Linked DNA regions of Homo sapiens: region 1 is linked to region 2. A link is an interaction called in ENCODE POLR2A ChIA-PET data of the cell type or tissue named here. Cell type or tissue: PC-3. All regions are shown on one strand. Links, peaks and the distances in the headings refer to the core of each region. The heading gives the core; the rest is flanking DNA. Region 1 overlaps FRMPD4 (FERM and PDZ domain containing 4). Region 2 overlaps FRMPD4 (FERM and PDZ domain containing 4).

Region 1 (5,386 bases), core at 56-5,055, 150 kb before region 2:
GTTTGAAAGCTACTTGGAAAGTAGTAAAAGCAAGCCAGAACTATAAGGGATATGGCTCTTGAAAGAAGAGGAGCACATCAGGCAGGATCCACACTTAACTGGTTTTTCTGCTGAGCGTGCTTCCCAGTTTGTTGTGGCACACTGAGATAGAGCTCAAGCAGAAGGTGGCATTCTTATTAAGTGAAGAAGTCAGAGGTTAGAGCTCAGGGCTACCAAAAACTTCTGGAAATCGGGAGGGGGAATCCTGGAAATGGAGAATCCTAAAATCTACATACAAATCCCTAGTTGACTCCTAAACTATGCACATGCAGGTATGATTTCAAGGAACACAAAAGGAAGCAGTAGTTGGAAAGTTAATGATCTGAGCAGAGGTGATACCAGCTTCCTGGTTCTAGGAAGACAGAGATTGGAGTTCAAATCCTGCCAAGTTATAAAGATTTGGCAAACAATTCAAGATTTTCTTTGGAACCCAGAGTAGCTATGCATTAGAAGCAGGGACCATGTCCCAGGAATGATAACTATATCCTTGAAATAATGGCAAAACTAAAATAGACCCATTGTAAGAAAACCTGAAAACCAAGCCTCCACAAAATTAAGGTGACCCACTTGTAATATAATGGTCTGACATGACAAAATTCAACACTCTTCAGAGGAACAGAGCAGAATTCACAGTCTATACAACGTATTATCAATAATATCCAGCATATAATCATAAATTGCTAGACAGGCAACAGGCAGGCAAATATAACCTATAATCAAGTAGAAAATCAAGACCTTGTCTCCATAAAAAAGGAAAAAAAAAAGTCAATAGCTGAAGACCACATGTCATCCAGATTTTGGTATTAGCAGATAAAGACTACTATAATGTGTTTGAAGGTTTCTAGGAAAAAATGGATATAGTGGGTGAAAATATGGGGAATAAGGGGAGAGAGAAGAAACCACTGCACCCTGAAAAAAAAAAATCCCAATTAGAAATCCTACAAAAGAAAAATAAAGATGATATCTTTGGTATCCTATTCACTTTTGTATCCTTTGCAATGTCTTTATGCCAAATAGAATTGTTTTTGCATAGCTGATTGTTAATTACTGTTAAAAGGTAAATTTATTTAAATCCATAAACTTGGACTTCCTCCTTTAAATCATATAAAAATAGGCATATAATACCTTACTATACTATAATAAAATGTTTACAGTAAATTAAAGTAGTAATGAACCTTAGTAATTTTTTAATATATTTGAACAAATTATTTCAGTTAAGCTATTCTGCCCTCCAATTAAATACAATCATGCATTACATTTACTGTCTATATCTAAAGCGTAAAGAGTAAAATTATGGAATAATTCAATTGGAGATATCTTTGGCAAAATTATGCATCAATTGGAAGAAACTACAACAACAATTATAAATTATTCTGGTAGGGTGGTTTTCCTTATTTAGAATCAGCTAACTGAAGTAAGCTAGCTTTCAATAAGGTGATTAATTTGTTTATTTTAATTATTGAACATAAAAACTGTTTGTGAGATTAACGATCACATTATCCAACATAATTAACCTGTAATGGAATTTTGTCTTCTTAAATTGAAGTATCATTTTTTTCAGTCCTCTTATAAATTAGTCCTGTCCGTCTTGAATCAATATATAAATTAAGTATTGTTAATCATAAAATATTTTTAAAATAGCTACAATATAGTACAAGTGGTTTTAATTTAGGTCTCATAAAACTAAAAGCAGATATCCCTACATTTTTGTATTTCATAGAATAGTAATATATTTAAAAGTATGTTTTTGAGATTAACACTAATTTGTTTGCCAACTTTATGTTGCATATTTGAAAGAACAGAACCAAAAACCAGTATATGTACTATCTTTACTTCATAAAAGAAATGACTTTACAGAACCAAAAATTAATTTAGGTAACCGCAATATCAAGAGAAACTGGAATCCTCTATGAGCAAGCACTGTAGATATTTAAAGCCACATCTATTTATATATCCGTTACATAGACTTATCTTTTTTCACTGCAAAGTGTTGGACACCTCCTCACTGAAATCTACAGATTATCATTTAAAAGCCCTGCAGTAGTATGTGAAGGGCTTCAGTGCAGCAGATGGGCTTGGTTCATGGGAGTGGTTGGGTCCTGTGTGTCTCTTTAAAGTGTTTGGATACATTTATCTATCAGCACACGTTAGTACTTTTCTGGGAAGAAGTTTCCTAACTTTCACATAGTTATCAATTGTGTTCTTAATTCCAAGGATAAAAATCCTTGCTAGTAGCCCTTTTCATTTATGGCAAGTGGTGTATCTCTTCCATTTTCTCATTGCTCTCAACTGTTAATAATTGACAAGAGAACCCAGTTTAAAGGGATATTCATTTGGTCATTTCTTAGAATCATTTCACTTACAAGAAATGAAGTGAGCCTTCTCGGTATCAGATGTTGCTGTTGTAAAATATGAAAGCCATTGCCGTTTTTCATAGGTTCCACTGAAGTGATAGTTGCTTGGTTTTCTTTCTGTGGTGGTACATTTGTGAGTAATTATTTGCCCTGTGACTTTGTGTATACCCTACTTCACTCAAGAAAAAGATTGAAAATTGTTCCTAAATCCATGCACAAAACAATAAGACAACATGTAAAGTAAGTAATAAAAGTTAGTCAACAAGAAATGCAGACCAAAAAGAAAGATGATCTGAAGCCAAGTGTTAATACATCAAACATGTGTCTCAAGCTGCTTCTGCATGATACACAGTTCAGAATTGGAACCAATCTTCCTAGTAGTCAGTACAAAGGGGAAAATCAGTTGAATTAGAGTGGGAAAGAACACAGGTCTGACAAACTAGCTTGAGCCAGCAGAAGCCAGCTTGAATGAGCACAGGCCCATGTGGCCCAGCACAAGCCAATATGAACCAATTAGAAGCGGCCTGAGTCACACATCTTCCCTCAGATGGTGGTGTGGTTCTGCCTTCCTTTTCCTGGGAACCTGCCTTCAGCAGCATCTCCCCTGATGAGGAGGGTGAGATGTGGACTTAGAGGGGCTGGCCAGACAGAAAGGATGAACAAGGGTGTCTTCATCTTGTACAAAACACAAAGGGGGAGTAGCTTCTTAACTTACATTTGAAAGTAGCTTGGCGGTGCTCCCAGTGAGTGAGTCTGATGTTCCAGAGACTCCACAGACAGTCATCATGTGTTAATACTGGAAACTGCCCCGCCTCCCCCACCGACAACACACACTAAAAAAGGGGAAAAGAAAACCAGACAACCTGCAGTTTGAATTTAGATGTATGAGACAAAGTGACAGCCTTAACATTCACCAAATTTAAAGAGGCAACATTGAATGGTAAGTTATATTTTAAAATATCAAACACCGAAATGTTAAACTTTCAGAAATATGAAGGTTTTAAAATGTCAAAACTAGGCATTTTTTAAAAATCCCACAGATCTAATTTCAAAGTGACAAAACTAAATAGAATGTCTCTCTGAAAGGTACTTTTGTTAAAATGAAACAGTGTTTGAATTCAGTGGGTGATTATTCATTGCTCTGGCATTTATTTTACGATCTCAGTAAAAACTCAGGAGACAACAACTCCATGTAATATGACAGAGTTGGACTGACTGGCATTTTTGCAGTTCTCACTAACGGGATTGAATCCATCAAGACTTGGATAGTGGTGGTTGCTTGAGCCTCTCAATACCTGAATTTTCCTTCATAAGCAACTCCATGTGGAGCTCTGGCAAGAAATGGTGGTATGTAAGGTTGGGCAAAGCAGCTTGCATCTTCTTCAGACTTGGATGTGTCTCCTGATTCCCCGGATTTAGTTGCCAAATTCTCTCCTCCTTTTTACTCCTCTTGGCTTATAGATCTGTTTACTAGCCAATGAGCTGTTTGATGTCTGAGGGAAACCTCTGCAGATGGAAAGGATTCTTTAGAGTAAGTTGGCTTCTATCTGCATGTTTAGTTTAGTAGAGTTATCTTTGCAAAAATCCTAGTTTTTCATGTGTTTTGAAGTTCAGTATGGAAATCTTATTATTCTATTTTTAAGTGTAGTTAAATAAGTACAATTACCTTCATGTTTTCTTTGGCTAATATTTAATTAATTCAAGTCAAACAAATTCTACTTAAATAATCATACCCATTTTCAAAGGTAGTTAAACACCCTTAAATATTTTATACTGCAATTATGCATTTAATATAGTATATTTTCCTTTGAAGTGCTTCCAGTGACCTGATAGGGCAAATCAGTATGCAAACAATCAAAGCTTTCCAAGCATTTAAAAGTACTCTTATAAATATAATAAACTTACAAAGCAAATAAGCTTTTAAAAATGTTCCAATTATATTTAAAAATACAATCAATTTTCTTATTCCTTTCAGCTTAAAATGGCAAAACTAATGTATAGTTTCTTAAATCACCTATATAACATATATTCTTCATAAAATTAACTCAAAAGTACTAATTCTGTGAGTTGATGTTATTTCCATTGTTGGCTTAATTCTAAACATTCCGGGTGTTGAGATGTTTATTACTGTGGCAGAAACTTCCAGTTCCTCCCCACAGCCATCCTTCCCTTCCTCTATAATAGGCACTGGCAGACTTTTTCTGTAAAAGGCCAAACAGTAAATATTTTAGGCTTTGCAAGCCACATATGCTCTCTGTTGCATATTTGTCCTTTATAAAAGAAAACAACCATTTAAAAATGTAAAAAAAAAAATTTTAACCCTCTGGCCATACAAAAAAGATCAGTGGGCTGATTTTGGCCTGTCAATTGTAGTTTATTGACCCCTGTTCTAGAATTTTAAAATCATTCGATTTTTTTTTTTCTTTTAGGTGGGCACATTTCCCAGACTCTCTTGTAGGTAGGTGGCCATATGACTAATTTCTGTCCTCTTTCCCTCCGAATGCAATGCGGACCTAATGGTGCAGCATCTTGGCTCTGTAGTTAGGAACAGCACCATGGGGATGGCAGAGCAACAAGCTAGAAGGAGACTGGGCTCCAGGGCACTGCAGGAACTTTATGCCTCTCTGAGAACTGAGCGGTGTTGACAACCAGCCTAGACTTCTAGGTGAGACAAGAATACATTTCTAACTTGTTCAAATTCCTGTAACCTGCAGCCAAATCTGTATAGCTAATCTACTTTCTTAGGGGACAGATTTCAAACCTCAGGGGAACTCAAGTTAATGAGTCAAAAATTCATACCCACCATATGGCTGTCAATTATTTGATAATTGCTTTCAACTTCTCTTTATTTTTGTGATGAAATCCTGCACCTTTCACCCAGGCCTAAAGAAGTTCTAATGCTATTCCATTGAATTTTAAAATTCTCTTCATAATTTGGTAGAAAGCCCAGTGACATGTTTTTGGTGCCTTGTTTTGTGCATCAGTTCTTTGGT
Region 2 (5,386 bases), core at 276-5,275:
GATTTTTAGTAAATTTACCGAGTTGTGCAAGCATCACCATAATCACATTAAGATCCCTTTTGCTCATTTTCAGTTCATTCCTGTTCCCATCTCTATTCCCTGGCAACCGCTACTCTACTTTCTGCCTCTATAGATGTACCTCTCTGAACACTTCGTCTAGATGAAATCATACAAGACATGCTCTTTCGTGATTGCCTTCTTTCATTTAGCATAATGTTTTCAAGATTCATCCATGCTATAACATGTATCAGCACTTCATTCCTTTTTACTGCTGAATTGTATTTCCTTAAATGGATATCCCACAATTTGTTGATCAGTTCTCCAGTTTATGAGCGTGTGGGTTGTTATCACATTTTGGCTATTAGGAATAATGCTGCTATGATTTTTTTTTAACTTTCTACTGCTTTCTCAGATTATGCAATATACACACAACTTCTCATTTTTGTCTCTGCCCCCACCCCTCCTAGGTATAGACAAGGAATAAATTAAGACCCCAAGGCCAGTAGATATGTCTCCTATCTGGGGCAAATTATTTGTAAGTCCTTATCCAGGGCTCTTGGATGCTTAAGTTAAAGGGCTTATGTATTTGGAGAAGTGACTGTCTTATCTTGTATATCTATTTGGTGATAGAGGAAATATGGTGGTTCCCATGTTGGTGGCTTCGTGTCTCCAAACTGCAGGATTGCACAGTAAATCCTCCTATATTGCCAGCTTTGTGACTTGCCATTTACTTGGACTTTACAATTGTGCATAAAGACCCCCCAAAATCTCAGTTCTTAAGGTGTTTTTTACCCTTCCGTTTTAAATCCCTTCCTTCAGTAAGTAATTTTACAGTTTGGTCCCTGGAAGTCTCTGAGAAAAGTCATTACTTACCATGATTTAAATTTGAAGAGAAAAACATTGTGACACCCAGGGAAGGAGAATTCAATTCTAGTTCTCTAAGCGGAAAAGGGATGGCTTCAAAAATTCAGTGCTGGATGTCTGTAAGAACAAGTGGGGGAACCTCTACTACAAGTGTTCAGAATGGAGCTATCCCTTGCTCGGTTCCTTATCATTTGATTTATGCCTCACTCAGTGTGTCAGTCCTAATGATTTTTCACTGGCTTTCCAAATAGACATTACTTCTATAACCGCAACAACAGTGTAAAATATGCTGCAAAGTTTGCCCTGAAGGGAAGCACTGTCTTTTTTTTTATATATTTAAACAAGGGTACAGAATGCTGGAAGCTATCATCAATGCTAGATGGAGAGAATGCAATATCTCTTTCCATGATGCTGCAAATGTCATTGCTGGTAGGTCTATTAATAGCCCAGAGTGATTTTTGACCTTGGATTTATTAAATTAAAGAAGCTATAAAAATAGAGATGAATAGAATGAACTAACTGATGGAAATCCAGGGCATAGTCCCCATTTAACTATTTTCCCTTATGGATATTTAGCATATTATGTGGGGGTGGGAGTACAGAAATATACATAAAATTAATGTTTTCTGTATAACTCCTTTCAGAATGTAAATATTACTCTCAACTTAATCTGATTGAAAATAAGAAATCTTGTCAAGTTCACATACTCTCATTTTCTGCCATGTTGTTTGTTTTCAAGGAACCACTGCTGTGTTCTTAACAAAGTATCATCATTCTTTTTTTGTTTTCTTTTTTCTTTTTTTTTTTTTGAAATGGAGTCTTGCTCTGTTGCCCAGGCTGGAGTATAGTGGCGCAGTCTTGGCTCACTGCAACCTCTGCCTCCCAGGTTTGAGCGATTCTCCTGCCTCAGCCTCCCGAGTGTAGCTGGGATTACAGGCATGCGTCACCATGCCCAGCTAATTTTTATATTTTTAGTAGAGATGGAGTTTCACTATGTTGGTCAGGCTGGTCTTGAACTCCCGACCTCATGATCCACCCGCCTTGGGCTCCCAAAGTGCTGGGATTACAGGCGTGAGCCACCGTGCCTGGCCACAAAGTTCCATCATTCTTTTGGAAAGCAGGGCATCCGGGGAGGGAGCGGTTTTCCTCTTTCCTTTCTCACACTTATGCAGTTGGTTATAGTTCATCTATTGGAGGACAAGGTTGGGGACCCTCGGTGTCTCATGTGTGACATCAAAATCTCTACCTCATTTGGTGATGACCACAATAGACATTTAAGGCCATCCCTGGGACTTGACTGAGCCTGTGAATCACGCTTGATGGAGCTGCCCCTTCTGAGATTTTGAGTTAATGCTACTTTTCTATTTTTAATAGCATTCTTTGATTGTTCAAAGTTTGCTTTTGCTTTTATGTTTGTTTCCCTGGTAGGCTTATCAAGTTGAATGTTACAAACATAGTGGTTCAGGTACATACTGTACATACTGCACTATACCTTGATCATTAAAGGAATTTGATATTTTAGGTTATGGACCCAATTAAATGATACCAGCCATGTATGTCTCAGTGTGAATAAGTTCATTTTGATTCTATCCTGAATCTGGTTGGGATTAGGAGGCATTGAGACCAAACTCTGGTAATTATAAAATTTTGCAAAAGATTGGCCCACTTAGTGAGTTGAGCTTGAAAATATATAGTTCACTGGGAACATATGGGGATGCCTTAGTTGAGGGCAACCATCCATATATGTACATTGGCAAGCCTGATGTTTTCAGCCTCGTTTTTTTTATATCAAAACTAAACATGTAGGGGGAAAAAAGATGAAAAAAAGATTGCTGTGTCATTTCCCTTTTACTCAAATTCCAATTATGAACAAGTCTGAGTCACTATTGGTTAACAGTCTTCTGAGATGTTAAGAGTAGTCATGCAGGCCAACTGATACAAATTCCTTCTTATCTTCCCACAAACTTAACAGGTACTAAAATCTCATCATGCTCTGGGTAATTCCTGACATTTCCTTACTAGTTACAAACTAATTGATTGCCAAACTCTGAGTCCATGCTACATGTTCCTCCATAGAGACGGCAACCAAATCTTTGGGAAACTATTTCAAGAAATGAGTGTATTTGACAATTATTTGGTGTTCAAACAATGTAGTTTTCTGAGAGTTATGCTTCTGCTTTATGGTTTATTTATTTTCTAGTCACTTGGGAGAAACTCAGAGACATCTGTAGCTTCTTGTATTCTATGGCTTTTTTTTGCTAAAATCTCAAGCCATGAAAAGAAAAAAAAAAAAAAAAACGGTAAGTATTTTGAACCCTGCAGACCTAAAGGAAGCTCTGAGGCTTTGGAAAATGATCACAGAAGTCACCCAATTTTGTTCTCATTTTGTCAGCTCACAGTCATTAGAGAAGATGAAATTTCTCTGAAAAAACAATGAGTCAATGCAGTGTAATTGTTGAGTTTAATGGCCTTATCTTACAAAATAATGCAAACTGGTTATTTCTTGAACTATGTCAGACTGTGCAATCCTGACATTGCACTTTTCTGAATCTAGCATTTAAGGTACATTTCAAAGAATACTTCTGTTTGGTTAAGAGATGGCTTTTACAAATAGCCAGAACAATGAAATTTCAGTTGGAATATTAAGGAAACCTCTGTAGGACTGCATAAGCAATAAAATTGTCAAGGGGAATAATGGGTTTGCCAACTCTGGAAAGGTTCCAGGCTCAACTTGACATCACCTCTCTGTGATAATTTAGAAACCACAGGAGCAGGCTTGCTTTAATGCAGAAGAGCAGGTGGATGAGCCACTGGGCTTTGCTGGGAATGCCAGTCCTGTCTTTCCATTCCCTAAGATTTGATTGGTTAGCTTTTTCTGCTCACAGGGAAAAAGTTAGATGCAACTTGCTAGATGCAGTTTGAACCCAGTGATTTTCAAATATTTTGAGAAAATGACACGTTTTTGCATTATTTTTTGTGTATTTTGGTCTTTGGATATATATTTGAATATATATTTCAGAGTATATTAGGGCTTCTGTAACAAACTGGGAGGCTTAAAACAACAGAAAGATATTCTCTCACAGTTCTGGAGGTCAGAGGTCCCAAACCAAGGTGTTCTCATGATTATGCTCCTTCTGAAGGCTCTAGGGAAGCATCTTTCCTTGTCTCTAGTAGCTCCAGGCATTTCTTGGCTTATGGCAGCATCACTCCAATCTCTGCCTGTGTCTTCACATGGTCTCCTGTGTGTTTCTTCTTTTTGGCCTACTATACCTTATCCTCTTTTTCTCATTGGATTTAGGGCCCAGCCAGGTAATCTAAGATTCAACCCATTACAGACAGCAAAGGGGACTCCATTAAATCAGTAGGTAGTAGAAATATGTCCCTTTTTTTCTTCTAGCTTATATAGGCAATCTTAATCTTCTCTGGGTCTTTGGAAATATTAGGAGGGAAAGTCTGTCATCTAGAAACTTTCTTTATCCTACCCAATAGTAACTGACGATTCTTTTTTTTTTTTAGTTTTTATTTTTTTATTTTATTCTTTTTATTATACTTTAAGTTCTAGGGTACATGTGCACAACGTGCAGGTTTGTTACATATGTATACGTGTGCCATGTTGGTGTGCTGCACCCATTAACTCGTCCTTTACATTAGGTATATCTCCTAATGTTATCCCTCCCCCCTCCTCCCACTCCATGACAGGCCCCGGTGTGTGATGTTCCCCACCCTGTGTCCAAGTGTTCTCATTGTTCAATTCCCACCTATGAGTGAGAACATGTGGTGTTTGGTTTTCTGTCCTTGTGATAGTTTGCGAGAATGATGGTTTCCAGCTTCATCCATGTCCCTACAAAGGACATGAACTCATCATTTTTTATGGCTGCATAGTATTCCATGGTGTATATGTGTCACATTTTCTTAACCCAGTCTATCGTTGTTGGACATTTGGGTTGGTTCCAAGTCTTTGCTATTGTGAATAGTGCCGCAATAAACATACGTGTGCATGTGTCTTTATAGCAGCATGATTTATAATCCTTTGGGTATATACCCAGTAATGGGATGGCTGGGTCAAATGGTATTTCTAGTTCTCGATCCTTGACGAATCGCCACACTGTCTTCCACAATGGTTGAACTAGTTTACAGTCCCACCAACAGTGTAAAAGTGTTCCTGTTTCTCCACATCCTCTCCAGCACCTGTTGTTTCCTGACTTTTGAATGATCGCCATTCTAACTGGTGTGAGATGGTATCTCATTGTGGTTTTGATTTGTATTTCTCTGATGGCCAGTGATGATGAGCATTTTTTCATGTGTCTGTTGGCTGCATAAATGTCTTCTTTTGAGAAGTGTCTGTTCGTATCCCTCGCCCACTTTTTGATGGAGTTGTTTGATTTTTTCTTGTAAATTTGTTTAAGTTCTTTGTAGATTCTGGATATTAGCCCTTTGTCAGATGGGTAGAATGTAAAAATTTTCTCCCATTCTGTAGGTTGCCTGTTCACTCTGATGGTAGTTTCTTTTGCTGTGCAGAAGC

The links. ChIA-PET counts read pairs that join two places held together with the same protein. Peaks named below come from ENCODE experiments on the same cell type or tissue, not always from the same donor. Only the 100,000 strongest peaks of a DNase experiment are listed, where the experiment ranks them.
Region 1: POLR2A ChIA-PET joins it to region 2 with 13 read pairs; 1 of 35 experiments calls an interaction of 5 or more read pairs at or near these places.

What each region holds. Positions count from the first base shown.
Region 1 is chrX:12,207,515-12,212,900 of GRCh38, forward strand. The region is part of intron 1 of FRMPD4 (FERM and PDZ domain containing 4); the gene reads left to right. Among named protein-coding and RNA genes, the nearest start is that of FRMPD4, 72 kb to the left of the region's middle. In PC-3, for the core only: no CTCF peak of the experiment used is centred there; DNase peaks (open chromatin) are centred at 3,137 and 3,567; H3K4me3 peaks cover 1,231 bases; H3K27ac peaks cover 2,482 bases.
Region 2 is chrX:12,357,813-12,363,198 of GRCh38, forward strand. The region is part of intron 1 of FRMPD4 (FERM and PDZ domain containing 4); the gene reads left to right. Among named protein-coding and RNA genes, the nearest start is that of FRMPD4-AS1, 15 kb to the right of the region's middle. In PC-3, for the core only: no CTCF peak of the experiment used is centred there; a DNase peak (open chromatin) is centred at 2,679; H3K4me3 peaks cover 420 bases; H3K27ac peaks cover 2,163 bases.